2 separate regions of the Homo sapiens genome follow, and region 1 is linked to region 2. A link is an interaction called in ENCODE POLR2A ChIA-PET data of the cell type or tissue named here. Cell type or tissue: PC-9. All regions are shown on one strand.

The links. ChIA-PET counts read pairs that join two places held together with the same protein. Peaks named below come from ENCODE experiments on the same cell type or tissue, not always from the same donor. Only the 100,000 strongest peaks of a DNase experiment are listed, where the experiment ranks them.
Region 1: POLR2A ChIA-PET joins it to region 2 with 10 read pairs; 1 of 35 experiments calls an interaction of 5 or more read pairs at or near these places.

Annotation. Positions count from the first base shown.
Region 1 is chr10:5,607,135-5,615,134 of GRCh38, reverse strand. LINC02678 (long intergenic non-protein coding RNA 2678) reads left to right here and starts at 4,470. Exons shown (of 3, transcript XR_001747275.2): 1 at 4,470-5,027; 2 at 5,338-5,448; 3 at 6,404-7,531. In PC-9, no CTCF peak of the experiment used is centred here; DNase peaks (open chromatin) are centred at 3,044, 4,234 and 5,014; H3K4me3 peaks cover 1,198 bases; H3K27ac peaks cover 3,978 bases.
Region 2 is chr10:6,287,877-6,295,876 of GRCh38, reverse strand. It overlaps a transcript of PFKFB3 not described here and the pseudogene SDCBPP1. Among named protein-coding and RNA genes, the nearest start is that of LINC02649, 35 kb to the left of the region's middle. RefSeq lists an enhancer at 1-117. In PC-9, no CTCF peak of the experiment used is centred here; DNase peaks (open chromatin) are centred at 3,066, 4,556 and 5,026; H3K27ac peaks cover 2,051 bases.

The DNA.
Region 1 (8,000 bases), 680 kb after region 2:
AATCCCAGCACTTTGGGAGGCCGAGGCAGACGGATTGCCTGAGGTCAGGAGTTCGAGACCCGCCTGACCAACATGGTGAAACCCTGTCTCTACTAAAAATACAAAAATTAGCAGGGCGTGGTGGCGTGTGCCAGTATTCCCAGCTACCCAGGAGGCTGAGGCAGGAGAATTGCTTGAAGCGGGAGGCAGAGGTTGCAGTGAGCCGAGATTGCATCACTGCACTCCAGCCTGGGCGACAGAGCAAGACTCCATCACAAAAAAAAAAAAAAGAAAAAAAGAGAAAAAAAAGAAAAGAAGAAATGGCTAAAACACCACAACCAAGAAGAATGACAATGAATTGCTAATTAGGGTCCCTTCCAAATATTGGTAAGGATGGGATGTATCTGTTAACTTGGTTAAGATTCTATAGCTTGAGTTTGGTTACTTCAGGAAAGCATGGAATGAATCCCAGCTTTGGTTATGAAATCTGAGATCTGTGAAATTCCAGCACTTTATCCAGCATAGTGAAAGCAACATTCTTCCCCAAGGAAACCAAAGCCCATCCTTGATCCCCACAGGCTCAACCATGCCCTAATTAGAGTGTCTGTTAATCATTTTCCCTTGTTTCCCAGGCTGGTGGGCGGAGAGACCCACATTTGGGATGGTGGGGGAAAGACACCAGTTTCTCCATGTGTCTGTTCATTATGGCGCTCTGTGGTTTGAGATAGATGAAACACATTGGCATGTCCCAGGCTGACAATCTAAGGAAACTGGAGGAATCTTAGCAGCCAGGAGCTGGAGCTGGCCCTTAGCTCAGCTGGCGTGAGCAGCTAAAATGCAGGTGGTGGCTCTGTGGAGAAAAAGAGGCAGTGGCCGCTCCCTTGGAAAAGTCCTCCTCTGTTCCAATTCCCAGTGTTTATTTTGGCCCCAGGCAGAGGGCCCTAGTGGAACAGGGGCAGGGAGGAGGCATTTGGAAACCACAGGGTTACTGATGAGATGGTGCAAAACACACCTAACCAAAATACTGGCCCTAGGGTGGATCAGGGTGGTGCATTTCTGGACTGTTCCATGACCGTCAAGGCCAGTGTGCACAGCTAAACGCAACCAGGTTCCTGGTTCCTGGCAGACCTTGATTTCCTGAAAAACCTTCCACAGAGTGGTCCCAAGCTTTAGCTAGAAGGCCATATAAATCTCCTCCCTGCCCCCACTATGGCCTGCAGCTTCAGGGTGGGTGAATTTGCCTGTGATAAGCAAGGCTTCTGGAAGAAAGACCTGCTTAGGGGAGCAAATGCTTCCTGCCTAGGGGAAGGAGTGCCTTGTGCCCTGGCACAGATGGGAGCTGGGACCTGCGTCCCCCTCTGGCCCCTAGTCCCCCATCCAGGCGCTTAGGCTGGGGAGCAGGGGGTAGCACTTCTCTCACCCCAGCCTTTGATGTCACACAGAGCCCGGGGTTCACTGGAGTAGGGCTGCGGAGGAGGAAACCGTGTGGTCGGGGAGGGGACTGGAGACCTCTGCCCGCCCTTGGAAACGTGCATCTTTCCTTCTGTTTGCTTGCAGGGAGGAGAAGGTGAGTATAGCAGAGAACTGGAGGGGACTTCGGAGTCCGTCTCCCATGGGGCCTAGTGCTGAAGAACTTTTCCCGGTGGAGGGTGGGGTAGGCCCAGGTCATGAAACAGAGCCATTTTTTTTTTTTTTTTTTTTTTTTTGGAGACAGAGTCTTGCTCTGTCCAGGCTGGAGTGCAGTGGCACAATCTCGGCTCACTGAAACCTCTGCCTCCCGGGTTCAGGCAATTCTCCTGCCTCAGCCTCCCAAGTAGCTGGGACTACAGGCACACACCACCATGCTGGGCTAATTTTTGTATTTTTAGTAGAGACGGCGTTTTACCATGTTGTCCAGGCGGGTCTCAAACTTCTGACCTCAGGTGATCTGCCCACGTCGGCCTCCCAAAGTGCTGGGATTACAGGTGTGAGCCACCATGCCTGGCCCACAGACATACTTTTAAGATAGCAGAACCAGGACTGCTGCAGCCTCATACCCAGCTAAGCCTTCGGGTTTCCAAGTAAGACCCAAAGCAGTAAAGATTTCCCTCAATCGGCCAAGTCTTCAGACTGCTCACAGGCAAAAGAAGTGGACAGGGACTCAGCTTCTACACAGCTTCCCTGAACCCTCCCCTGCAGCTTTCTTTTCTTTCTTTCTTTTTTTTTTTTTTGAGATAGGGTCTCACTCTGTAGCCTAGGCTGGAGTGCAGTGGTGTGATCTCGGCTCACTGCAGCCTTGATCTCCTGGGCTCAGGTGATCCTCCCACCTGAGCCTCCCAAGTAGCTGAGACTACAGGCGTGTGCCACCGTGCCTGGCTTTATTTTTTTGGTTTGTTTTTGTTTTGTATTTTTTTCTAAAGACAAGGTTTTGCCATGTTGTCCAGGCTGCTCCTGAATTCTTGGGCTCAACTGATCCTCCCGCCTTGCCTCCCAAGGTGCTGGGATTTACAGGCATGAACCGCCATGCCTGGCCACCCCTGCAACTTTTGATGTCACTTGAAGGCAGGTTCTTTTCTCCCAGCTGAGCTCCAGCTTTCACCTTGAGGGCAGGGGCAATGCCTGACTCTCCTTTTGAATCCTCAGTGCCTTGAAATCTAGCCAAGATGGGTGCTCAGAATGTCCAGTGAATGATGAATAAGGGGCAGGAAAACATAGTGGGGGAGGAGGGAAGGGGACAGAAAGGTTGCCTGCAGGGAGCCTGCAGGGTGGGGAAGTGGAGATGGGAAGGGCACAGGAAATCTTGCTGGTGAGGCTGGAGGACACTTGTCTCTCAGCCTTCTGATGCCATCTGCAAACCTCACAGGTCCCCTTCTGCAGCCTTTCCTGGAGGTTTGCTTAAGAAGGTCGAGAGAGGGAATTAGCCAGAGACAACACGTTTCTCTTCGCAGTGGTTGGAAGTCAGTAGAAGCTGGATGGGGAAGGGCTGGAATGGGAACCCGACTTCAGGTACGTGCGTTCCTCATTCATGCTGAGCCCTGGGCTCTGGACGGCACCACACAGGCCTGCATGCTGGCGAGGCTGGTGCAGAGAGGTGAGTCATCCATTCTTCATGGCACAGCTGTCGCCTTCCTGAAACTCACATTAGACACGCGCTCATAGAATCAAATGTACCACATGCAGCCATTACAGACGGGCACACCAACCCCAGACTGCTGTTGCCAGGTATGTGCGTGGTTCCTCTCACTCGCTGGTCCTGCAGAGCCTGGGGATGTCTGCAAGGATGAAATGAGGTACAGATAAGGTTCACTGAGGCCACTTTTCTCTATTTTTGTGCTAAAGTGACCAAGAATAAAAACTCTGGTCACCTGGTAGCCCCTGCACTAGAGGCCAAGTGTGGTGGCTCACACCTGTAATCCCAGTACTTTGGGAGGCTGAGGTGGGCGGATCACGAGGTCAAGAGATTGAGACCATCCTGGCCAACATAGTGAAACCCCATCTCTACTAAAAATACAAAAATTAGCTGGACGTGGTGGTGCACACCTGTCATCCCAGCTACTCGGGAGGCTGAGGCAGAAGAATTGCTTGAACCTGGGAGGCAGAGGTTGCAGTGAGCCAAGATCGCGCCACTGCACTCCAGCCTCATGACAGAGAGAGGCTCCCTCTCAAAAAAAGAAAAAAAAAAAAGTAAGTCTACATATATTCCAATCAATGGATGCCTGCGAGACCGTGAACCAAACCTAAGCACCTAGAGGCTCCAGTGCATCTGTTTGGCCGGCACATTGGTTGTATCCACTTAGAGAATAACCACTCGCTTAGGAAGCATCCAGCCAGCCCTCCCTGCTGTGTGCCAGGCCTGGGCTGGGTGCTGGGGTGCAGAAAGAGGCAAGGCAGGTGGTGCCTCCCCAGGACCCCGGCTTCTCTCCATGTCCCATCGGGGGGTCTCCTGAATCTGAGCATTTCCCCAAAGCGAGTGCATTTTAAGTTCTTTTACAAATAATATTTCCAAGGACTGAAACCAAAAGGCCCCAGTGGAAAGAAGGGGTTTATATTACCACTCTCCCAGCCCTGCTGCCTAACCTAGAAGCATCAGAGGCAGATGGCTTCTTGGAGGTCACCCAGTGCAGGGTTTCTTTAGGTCAAAAGAGAGTGTGGTGACAGTGTTGTGATGTGTAATGCATTCAGGAGGTGTAACTCAGGCTCTACCTGCAAACCCAGGGTACAGTCTGCTGCTGAGAGGCTGTCAGAGTGGTGAGTAGCCACTCATACCACCTGTCATCAGAGAATGAGGAGCGAGCAGGGGAGGGGCAGGCCGTGTGGCCTCCGGAGATGGCAGCAGACGGAGATCCGGGCAGAGGCAAGTTGGACTTTGTCCCTGGCTATGCCACGGACTCTGATTCACCATTTAGAGAGGACTCACTGGTTTTCTCTTCCTGGGCCGTGCGTGCGTGCGTGCTTGCTTGCTTGATTTCTTTCTTTCTTTCTCTTTCTTTCTCTCTCTCTTTCTTTCTTTCTTTCTTTCTTTTTCTTTCTTTCTTTCTTTCTTTCTTTCTTTCTTTCTTTCCTTTCTCCTTCCTTTCTTTTGTTTTCTTTCTTTTCTCTTTCTTTTTCTTTCTCTCTCTCTCCTTCCTTCCTTCTTTCATTCTTTTTCTTTCCTTCTTCTCCTTTATTCCCTTCCCTTCCCTTCCTTCCCTCCTTCTTTCTCTCTTTATTATCCTTTCTTTCTTTTTTTTTTTTTTTTAGAAAGAAGCACCTGCCTTGCCTCCTTCCCTCCTTTGCCTGTCCAAAGGTGAATGATATGAGTCGGGCAGTGTGCATGTCTTCCCAGAAGAAAAAATGAGGCTCAGATGTGACTCGGTGTCCCCGGTGAGTGGGTGCATCATAAATGTCAGACATTGACTGCACCGAAAAGCCTTCTTGGGCTGTCTTCACCGTCTTGTTCTTGGCTTTGGACTCCTGAGCTGCACAATAAGGATGTGCATGGTGCTGCTGACCGTATGCTCCCCCGACAGTTCCAGGAAGGTGCAGAGTGCTGACAGCCACGCCCTGGAGCTTGCGCTTGCCAGTGCTTAGTGAGTAAGGAATTGTGAGACTTGTACAGCTCTGACAGCTTCTTAGGGATCACATAGCTCAGTAGGTGAGCCCAGCAGTTTCTGGGTGGGGGAGGGCGCTGAGTGAGCCAGCAGTGGAGAGGGGCTGGACAAGATCCGCTGATCACAGAAGAGGAGAGGGAGGTTCTGAGTGACCCACAGCACACTCCACACCCTTGGAAGATGGAGAACCCTTCCTAGCCCCCCACTGAGTCCTGGAGGCAGCCAGTAGAATGTTCTGGGTCTGAGACCCAAGTCATTTTTCACCCTGATCCTGCCCTCTCCTTGGTAGCTCTCAGAACTGACTCCTGAGGGAAGGCAAGTGTTTGAATTGACTTTCTCCAAGGTTCTCACTCTTAGGAAGATGCAGGTGGAGTTATCTGTGATTCTCCCTGTAGGTCAGGTGAGTCCTCAAACTGCTTCCCTCATGGTGATAAAGTGGCTGCCAACACCTTCCAGGCCACATGTGTCTTCGTTCATATCTAGGAGGGAGATGGCTTCACATCCCCCAGACATAGAACAAAGCCCCCAAAGAAGAGGACTTGCTGGTTTTCCATTCTTTGCTTTCCTAGTTCCTTAAGTCCTGGAGGTAGTGGGTTAGAGTCAGAATGGACAAGTAATTCGTTGTCCAGATCAGGCCCTTTCCAGAGTGATGGGATGGGTGGTGCATGTGATAATGGTGCTGGGATGGCAGAGGGAGCCGGTCACCTTGGCCCTTGTGGGGGACCCAGGAGAGCTGAGTGGAGGTCCAGCTCTGCCACTGGACTTCTGGGGCTCAGTTTCCTCCTCTGTCAAATGGTGTCATTTGATTGTGATACTTTTTGTCTCTAGTTTCCTAATGAATGCCAGCTGCTTGACAGAATGCATCTCATTTTGAAGGGAAATGTCCACTGCATTTGTTTTAAAATATCTCCTGGAAAAGGGAGACCTTCTTAGCAGAATTTACCATTTAAGGAGCCAAGTGGTATTGCCAGCAGCAGGCACTGGTGACATCTGCCCGCACGGCTGGCCGGGGTTTGAGAGTGAAGCATGGGAATCCTGTCTCCTCTGCCCCTGCTGCCTTGAGCAGAGAAGGAATTTCTCAGGCTCTCGTTCCCAGAAATCATCCCAGTTACGACTCGAATGCAACCTCCCCCTCCCTGCCCACCCTATCGGGCAAAACAAACCTAACAAAACTGCAAATGATCTAAGACCAAAATAGATCTTTCTGAATTTTAACCTTGAGGGCATGGTGGTTCATTGAACCCAGCTGCCAATTCGTCTTCCCAGCATGCGTGGCCTTTCGGTTTCACCCTCTTCTGTGCCCGTGACTGACATGTCCCCTTTGTCCTAATGCTGCCAGCCCTTCCTCCTTGCAGTGTCTCTGGGATGCCTTCCCCTTCCTTGACCTCCATGGGGCCTTCCTCAGCTGATCACTCACTGTTCCTGCCTCCCAGCCGATGGCTCTGATTCTCAATGGCTTCTGCATAGTGAATGCTGTCAGGCAATCTTCCTGGATATCTCCTTCACGACGTTGCTCCTTCTGCCTGAGAATCTGTAACGAGCACGGAAGGTCTCTGGATGTTGTGGGGACATGCTGGGTTGTTCTGATGGGCCTTTTGGGGGCTCCTGTCCGGTGCCCCGGGAATGTCTGTGTGGGAGGACTTGGTGTGGCAATCTGGTTGGAAGGGAGGGGTTACTGTTGTAGAAAGCACACCATCTTTACCTCCTGCGTCGTCATAAAGCCATGAAAAGAGTAAAAGTTTCTAAAGGTGATTTTATTAGAGTGCTTCACAGTCCAGCTACAGAACATCCACATCCAACGACTGTCAACAAGGGCTTTGTCAGCTCCCACAGCTAAAACACACCAAGGAAGTTCAGGCATCTGGGTTGATTTTCTCCAAAGCTCTTGATCCTATGAGGCTGCAGGTCGAGTTATCTGTGATGCTCCCTGTGGGTCAGGTTAATTCTCAGCCTGCTTCCCTCATGGTGATAAAGTGGCTGCCAGCACCTCCTGGACCATGAGCATCCTTGTTCACATGCAGGAGGAGGGAGACATCTGCCCTCACGGCAGGCCGGGGTTTGAGAGTGAACCTTCCCCTAAACATAGAGCAAAGCCCCAAGTTTCCCTCTGAAAGGATTCATTTAGGTTTTTCGTCCATCCTCGAAACCACATCTACAATAAGAGAAGTCACTGCAGGTGCCCGGGGTGCCCTCCTGGAGCCTTGGGGGTGTGAGCACCTACCCCACAGGCCATTGCTGAGTGACCGTGGGTTGGTGGGGGAGCCCTGTGTCACCACAGCGTAAGATGGAGAAACCACATCACAGGGGAGCAACGCTAAGGGATGGCCTGACCGAGAGGTAGGTGGAGACTTTGTATGTGTGGGGTACACACACCCCAGCTCCTGCCCAGCCCCAAAGGCTGTTAACTGGGCATGAAAGTGCTGGCCCAGGGCTGGGTGCAGGCTCATGTCTGTAATTCTAGCATTTTGGGAGGCCAAGGTGGATGGATTGCTTGAGCCCAGGAGTTCAAGACCAGCCTGAGCAACATAGTGAGACCATGATTCTACAAAAAATAAAAAATTAGCCAGGTGTGATGGTGCATGCCTATAGTCCCAGCTACTTGGGAGGCTGAGGTGGGAGGATCGCTTGAGCCAAGGAGGTCAAGGCTACAGAGAGCCAAGATCGCACCACTGCACTCCAGCTTGGGCAACAGAGCTCTGAATTTGTGTGATCATGGCTCTCTGCATTGATTCTGTCGCCAAAAATAAATAAACAAACAAACAAATAAATAAACTAAATAAATAGATAAATAAAGTTCTGGCCTAGAAAAGGAAGTGGGTTTGAGAAATAGTTGGGGTGGGGAAGGAGCTTTCCTGAAAGAGCCACCTTTCCTTTGAAAAAGGAGAAACGATGGCTCTGGAAGGACCCCCTCTGGAGTCAGACTTGAGTCCAAGCATACTTTTGAGGACACAT
Region 2 (8,000 bases):
GTTTTGCCTTGGGGAATTCCACCAGGTCTCCATTGTGAAGATCAGAGAAAAGTACCCTCTAACTTCCAGCAGAGGAGGGGGAAAGTAACTGTTCTGAAATACACCCAGAGCTCTCTGTTCTCTTTAACAAGTTCTGCCCTCAAGGGAAACTACTTTGCCAGAGTCTAACCTACTGGGGTTTTACCAAGGCCCAGCTGGCCTGGGGGAAGAGAAACACCCAACTCAGGCTCACTAAAAGACTAAGACTTGATCAGAAAAGTAAAGAATGCTTCCCTAACCCCCACACCTCACCACCACATCAAGATGGCGCCTGTATAATAACGGGATTTCAGCTTAAAAAAAAAAAAAATTGGCTGGGTGCGGTGGTTCACGGCTGTAATCCCAGCACTTTGGGAGGTCAAGGTGGGGTGGATCACCTGAGGTCAGGAGTTCAAGACCAGCCTGGCCAACATTGTGAAAACCCATCTCTACTAAAAATACCAAAAAAATTAGCCAGGCGTGGAGGTGGGCGCCTGTAATCCCAGCTACTTGGGAGGCTGAGGCAGGAGAATGGCTTGAACCCTGGAGGCAGAGGTTGCAGTGAACCAAGATTGCACCATTGCACTCCAGCCTGGGCAACAAGAGTGAGACTCCTTCTCAAAAAAATAAAATAAAATAAAATCTACAAGCCTAAGACCCTATTCAAGGAGTCTCTAGGAAAACCCAAGACATCACAGGAGACAAAAACAAAAGTGTTCAAGAAAATTTTAATCTGTGACACTACAGCTACAGCAAACAGTGAACACAGCCTCACTCCTAGCCAGATAAACACACTAGAGATCAATCTATGTCATTTCCTTTTACCCAATACATCATATCTGACTTTCAACAGAAAATTACAAGGCATGATAAAAAAAAAAAACAAAAAAAAAACACCTTCTGAAGAAACAAATCAAACATCATACACAAACCTAGGTATGGCAGAGATGTGGGGATTATCAGACCAGAAATGTAAAATAACTGATTAATATGCTAAAGGCTCTAATGGAAAAGTTGGACAACATCCAAGAGCAGATGGGAAATGGAGGCAGAGAGATGGAAACTCTAAGAAAGAATCAAAAGGAGAGGCTTGAAATCTAAAACTTACTTATGCAGAATGACTGGAGGCAGTGATGGCAAGTGGGTCCTTGTGGTCTAGAAGAATCCTGCAAAAATATCTCTCTCCATCTCTCAAAGATTTGAAGGTAGACTAAATAATTCAGGCTCAAACTGCTTGATATGGTTTGGCTATGTCCCCACCCATATCTCAAATTGTAGCTCCCGTAATTCCCATGTGTCATGGGAGGGACCCGGTGGGAGGTAATTGAATCATGAGGGCGGGTCTTTCCCATGCTGTTCTTGTGATAGCGAATAAGTCTCACGAGATCTGATGGATTTATAAAGGAGAGTTTCCCTGCACACGCTCTCTTGCCTGCTGCCATATAAGACATGACTTTGCTCCTCCTTTGCCTTCCACCATGACTGTGAGGCCTCTCCAGCCATGTGGAACTGTGAGTCAATTAAATCTCTTTCCTTTATAAATTACCAAGTCTCAGGTATGTCTTTATTAACAGTGTGAGAACAGATTAATACACTGCTTTTGCTGCAAACCCTGCCAACCCAGCAATTTTGTCAGAAGCTTCTGTTCACATCTCTCAAGATGGAAACCTCTATTCCAAACTATATCCAGAGCTCTCTCAACACATAGGCCTGAGTTTAAATAAAGAAGAAACACATGCAAATATGACCATGGTTTCTGGTGCGCCAATTCAGGGCCAGTTGGTAGCAAGACCTTCCAGTACGAACTATACAATGGCTCCTATAACTGGTAATGATGTTGGAATTTGTAGAGCAGAAATTAAGCAAGGGATTCATGAAGCCATTGGATCAAGATGGAAAATTCGTGAAGCCATAAGGACCAAGATGGAAAAATTGAACTCTGGCTTAAATCAATAGATAATGGTATATGTGTTCAGCAAGTCAAGGATAACTCTCCAACCTTATTGGTTGGTCTGAGATTTGGGAACCAAGTACTCCAAATCAATGGTGAAAACTGTGCAGGCTGGAGCTCAGATAAAGTGCACAAGGTGCTCAAACAGGCTTTTCAAGAGAAGATTTCTACGTCCATTCATGACAGGCCCTTTGAATGGACAATTACCATGCATAAGGATAGCACTGGACATGTTGGTTTTATCATTTAAAATGGAAAAATAGACCGGACGTCGTGGCTCACGCCTGTAATCCCAGCACTTTGGGAGGCCAAGGCAGGCAGATCACCTTATGTCAGGAGTTTGAGACCAGCCTGGCCAATGTGGTGAAACCCCATCTCTACTAAAACTACAAAAATTAGCCAGGCATGGTGGTGCACACCTATAATCCCAGCTACTCAGGAGGCTGAGGCAGGAAAATTGTTTGAATCCAGGAGGCAGGGGATGAAGTGAGCCGAGATTGCACCACTCCACTCCAGCCTGGCCAACAGAGTAAGACTCCATCTCCGAAAGAAAGAAAGAAAGAAAAGATAACATCCATAGTGAAAGACAGTTCTGTAGCCAGAAATGGTCTTCTCACAGAACACAACATCTGTGAAATCAACAGACAGAAGGTCACTGGACTGAAGGACTCTCAAATTGCAGACATACTGTCAACATCTGGGACTCGAGTTACTATTACAATCATGTCTTCTTTTATCTTTGAACAGATTAAGTGGATGACACCAAGCATGATGAAAAGCCTAATAGACCACACCATTCCTGAGGGTTTAAAATTCATCACACGACGGAAATGTAGCTGAACGTCTCCGTTTCCTTCTTTGGCAACTTCTGTATTCTGCACGTGAGGCTTTCTGGGGCCAGCAATTGAGCATACGCTGCATGAGGATCTTTCCATCTCACATTATGGCTGGGAATCTTACTGTTTCATCTGATAACCTGTTCAGATTTCAAGAGAGCTGTAGCCTTATCCTGGTTTTATAGAGGTGAAACTTTCAAGAGATTTACTGACTTTCCTGGAATAGTTGCTTTTCCGGAAACCTGATACTTTCATAAGCCATTGTGATTAGAATGACTGATACAGGCTTAGCTTTGTGTGAGAACCAGTCACCTTTCTCCTAGGCCATGAGAAGTGCTGTTCATGTTACTTTAGTTCTATGGGATGTTTGCATTTTTAACACATTCTACCACAGTACACTTAGAATGATTGCCCTTGATAGTTTTTTTTTTTTTTAATTCTGTGTATGTGTGTATAAAATGCCAATTAAGAACACTGGTTTCGGGCCAGGCACGGTGGCTCACGCCTGTAATCCCAGCACTTTGGAAGGTTGAAGTGGGCAGATCACGAGGTCAGGAGATCGAGACCATCCTGGCTAGTAGAGATGGTGAAACCCTGTCTCTACTAAAAATACAAAAAAATTAGCTGGGTGTGGTGGTGGGCGCCTGTAGTCCCAGCTACTCGGGAGGCTGAGGCAGGAGAATGGCATGAACCCAGGAGGCGGAGCTTGCAGTGAGCCGAGATTGCGCCACTGCACTCCAGCCTGGGCGACAGAGTGAGACTCTGTCTCAAAAAAAAAAAAAAAAAAAAAAAAGAAAAAAAAAAAGTACACTGGTTTCGGCTGGGTGCTGTGGCTCACACTTGTAATCCCAGCACTTTGGGATGCTGAGGTGGGAGGATCACTTGAGATCAGGAGTTCGAGACCAGCCTGGCCAACATGGTGAAAACCTGTCTCTACTAAAAATATAAAACTTAGCCAGGCATGGTGGCACATGCCTGTAATCCCAGCTACTCGGGAGGCTGAGGCAGCAGAATTGCTTGAACTCGGGAGGTGGAGGTTGCAGTGAGCCAAGATCAAACCACTGTATGCCAGCCTAAGCAACAGAGTGAGACTTTGTCTCAAAAAAAAAAAAAAAAAAAAAAAAAACCACTGGTTTCCTTCCACGTAAGCATTAAACAGTGTATGTAGGTTGTAAGAGATGGTGATGATTGTTCTGAAATCTTAACTACCTTCACTTAATGTGCTTGAACTGTCGCCTTAACTGTGTTAAGCATCCAGACTAAAAGCTGAAATAGAATTACTGCTGCCTTTCTAAAACGCAAAATGTGGTTCTCTATTAATCTGAAATGTACACTAGCCCAGAGCAGTTTAATGATACTTAACGAGCTATAGCATAGCATAGCTGCTTAGTTGTATTTGAGATTTTCTAGTCAATGCATAATGGAAACTTCTTTCTTCTGAAAGTTGCCAGTAGCACTATAGATTGAATGTAAAAATTGTTCTAGTAAACAGGACACTTTTTTTTTTTTTTTTTTTGAGACAGAGTCTCACTTATTCCACTGCCCAGGCTGGAGTGCAGCGGCACAATCTCTGCTCAATGCAACCTCTGCCTCTTGGGCTTGAGCAATTCTCCTGCCTCAGCCTCTTGAGTAGCTGGGACTGCAGACATGCACCACCATGCCCAGCTAATCTTTTTATTTTTTGTGGAGACAGGGTTTCACCATGTTGACCAGGCTGACCTCAAGTGATCCGCCCACCTTGGCCTCCCAAAGTGCTGGGATTATAGGCATGAGCCACCACGCCCAGCCTGAACAAGATAAACTTTTGACTCCTCTTTTTTTTCATTTGTGGATTAAGTGGTATAATACTTAACTTTGGCATTTGACTCTGAAGATTATGTAACCTAGCCACTTCAGATGGTTTTAGAATATTTTTCTAGTAATTTGTTGCACTTCCTGATTCCTCCTTGCAAACTAAATGACAGGACACTTTATCCTGATTATTTTCTTGTTTTTGATTTATGCCTATTCTATTTTAATTAAATATGTACACATAAAGTTAAAAACAAAAATAAAAAATGAAACTCATGTATGCAACAAACATGTAATGGGAATACCACACAGAAAAAAAGAGAAAGAGACAGAAAAAAATATTTGAAGTAATAATGGATGAAAATTTTCCAAAATTAATGACAGATACCAAACCACAAAACCAGGAAGCTCAGAGGAGGATAAATACACCAAGCATGATAAATACCAAAGAAATGTACATCTAGAAAATCAAAGACAGGCCAGGCGTGGTGGCTTATGCCTGTAATCCCAACACTCTGGGAGGCCAAGGCAGGCAGATCACCTGAGGTCAGGAGTTCGAAACCAGTCTAGCCAACATGGTGAAACCCCGTCTCTACTAACAATACAAAAAAAAAGTTAGCTGGGCATGGTGGTGGGTGCCTGTAATCCCAGCTACTCAGGAGGCTGAGGCACAAGAATCATTTGTACCCAGGAGGTGGAGGTTGTAGTGAGCTGAGATCGCACCACTGCACTCCAGCCTGGGCAATAGAGCAAGACTCTGTCTCAAAAAAAAAAAAAAAAATCAAAGACAAAAAGAAAATCTTGAAAGAAGCCAGAAGATTATCTCAATAGATGCAGAAAAGGCCTTTGACAAAATTCAACAACGCTTCATGCTAAAAACTCTCAATAAATTAGGTATTGATGGGACATATCTCAAAATAATAAGAGCTATCTATGACAAACCCACAGCCAATATCATACTGAATGGGCAAAAACTGGAAGCATTCTCTTTGAAAACTGGCACAAGACAGGGATGCCCTCTCTCACCACTCCTATTCAACATAGTGTTGGAAGTTCTGGCCAGGGCAATCAGGCAGGAGAAGGAAATAAAGGGTATTCAATTAGGAGAAGAGGAAGTCAAATTGTCCCTGTTTGCAGATGACATGATTGTATATCTAGAAACCCCCACTGTCTCAGCCCAAAATCTCCTTAAGCTGATAAGCAACTTCAGCAAAGTCTCAGGATACAAAATCAATGTACAAAAATCACAAGCATTCTTATACACCAATAGCAGACAAACAGAGAGCCAAATCATGAGTGAACTCCCATTCACGATTGCTTCAAAGAGAATAAAATACCTAGGAATCCAACTTACAAGGGACGTGAAGGACCTCTTCAAGGAGAACTACAAACCACTGCTCAATGAAATAAAAGAGGATACAAACAAATGGAAGAACATTCCATGCTCATGGGTAGGAAGAATCAATATCATGAAAATGGCCATACTGCCCAAGGTAATTTATAGATTCAATGCCATCCCCATCAAGCTACCAATGACTTTCTTCACAGAATTGGAAAAAACTACTTCAAAGTTCATATGGAACCAAAAAGAGCCCGCATCGCCAAGTCAATCCTAAGCCAAAAGAACAAAGCTGGAGGCATCACGCTACCTGACTTCAAACTATACTACAAGGCTACAGTAACCAAAACAGCATGGTACTGGTACCAAAACAGAGATATAGATCAATGGAACAGAACAGAGCCCTCAGAAATAATGCCACTTATCTACAACTATCTGATCTTTGACAAACCTGAGAAAAACAAGCAATGGGGAAAGGATTCCCTATTTAATAAATGGTGCTGGGAAAACTAGCTAGCCATATGTAGAAAGCTGAAACTGGATCCCTTCCTTACACCTTACACAAAAATTAATTCAAGATGGATTAAAGACTTAAATGTTAGACCTAAAACCATAAAAACCCTAGAAGAAAACCTAGGCATTACCATTCAGGACATAGGCATGGGCAAGGACTTCATGTCTAAAACACCATAAGCAATGGCAACAAAAGCCAAAATTGACAAATGAGATCTAATTAAACTAAAGAGCTTCTGCACAGCAAAAGAAACTACCATGAGAGTGAACAGGCAACCTACAAAATGGGAGAAAATTTTCGCAACCTACTCATCTGACAAAAGGCTAATATCCAGAATCTACGATGAACTCAAACAAATTTACGAGAAAAAAACAAACAACCCCATCAAAAAGTGGGTGAAGGACATGAACAGACACTTCTCAAAAGAAGACATTTATGCAGCCAAAAAACACATGAAAAAATGCTCACCATCACTGGCCATCAGAGAAATGCAAATCAAAACCACAGTGAGATACCATCTCACACCAGTTAGAATGGTGATCATTAAAAAGTCAGGAAAAAACAGGTGCTGGAGAGGATGTGGAGAAATAGGAACACTTTTACACTGTTGGTGGGACTGTAAGCTAGTTCAACCATTGTGGAAGACAGTGTGGCGATTCTGCAAGGATCTAGAACTAGAAATACCATTTGACCCAGCCATCCCATTACTGGGTATATACCCAAAGGACTATAAATCATGCTGCTATAAAGACACATGCACACGTATGTTTATTGTGGCACTATTCACAATAGCAAAGACTTGGAACCAACCCAAATGTCCAACAATGATAGACTGGATTAAGAAAATGTGGCACATATACACCATGGAATACTATGCAGCCATAAAAAAGGATGAGTCCATGTCCTTTGTAGGGACATGGATGAAATTGGAAATCATCATTCTCAGCAAACTATTGCAAGGACAAAAAACCAAACACCGCGTGTTCTCACTCATAGATGGGAATTGAACAATGAGAACACATGGACACAGGAAGGGGAACATCACACTCTGGGGACTGTTGTGGGGTGGGGGGAGGGGGGAGGGATAGCATTAGGAGATATAACTAATGCTAAATGACGAGTTAATGGATGCAGCACACCAGCATGGCACATATATACATGTGTAACTAACCTGCACATTGTGCACATGTACCCTAAAACTTAAAGTATAATAATAATTAAAAAAAAAAAAAAAGAAAGAAGCCAGACGAAAGAAAAAAACACCGTACCTACAGAGGAACTAGGATTAAAAAGTATAATGGGCTTCTTTTTGAAACGAATGCAAGCAAGAATAAAGTGGAGTGAGATATTTAAAGTGTTGGAAGAAAAATAATCAATCTAGAGTATTGTACCCAGTGAAATTATCTTTCAGAAGTGAAGGAGAAATAAAGACACTCCCAGAAAAATACTGAGGAAATCTGTCTCCAATAGAACTGCCTTGCAAGAAATATTAAAAGAAGTTTTTCAGAGAGAAGGAAAACAATGTTGGTCAGAAGCTCAAATCTACATAAA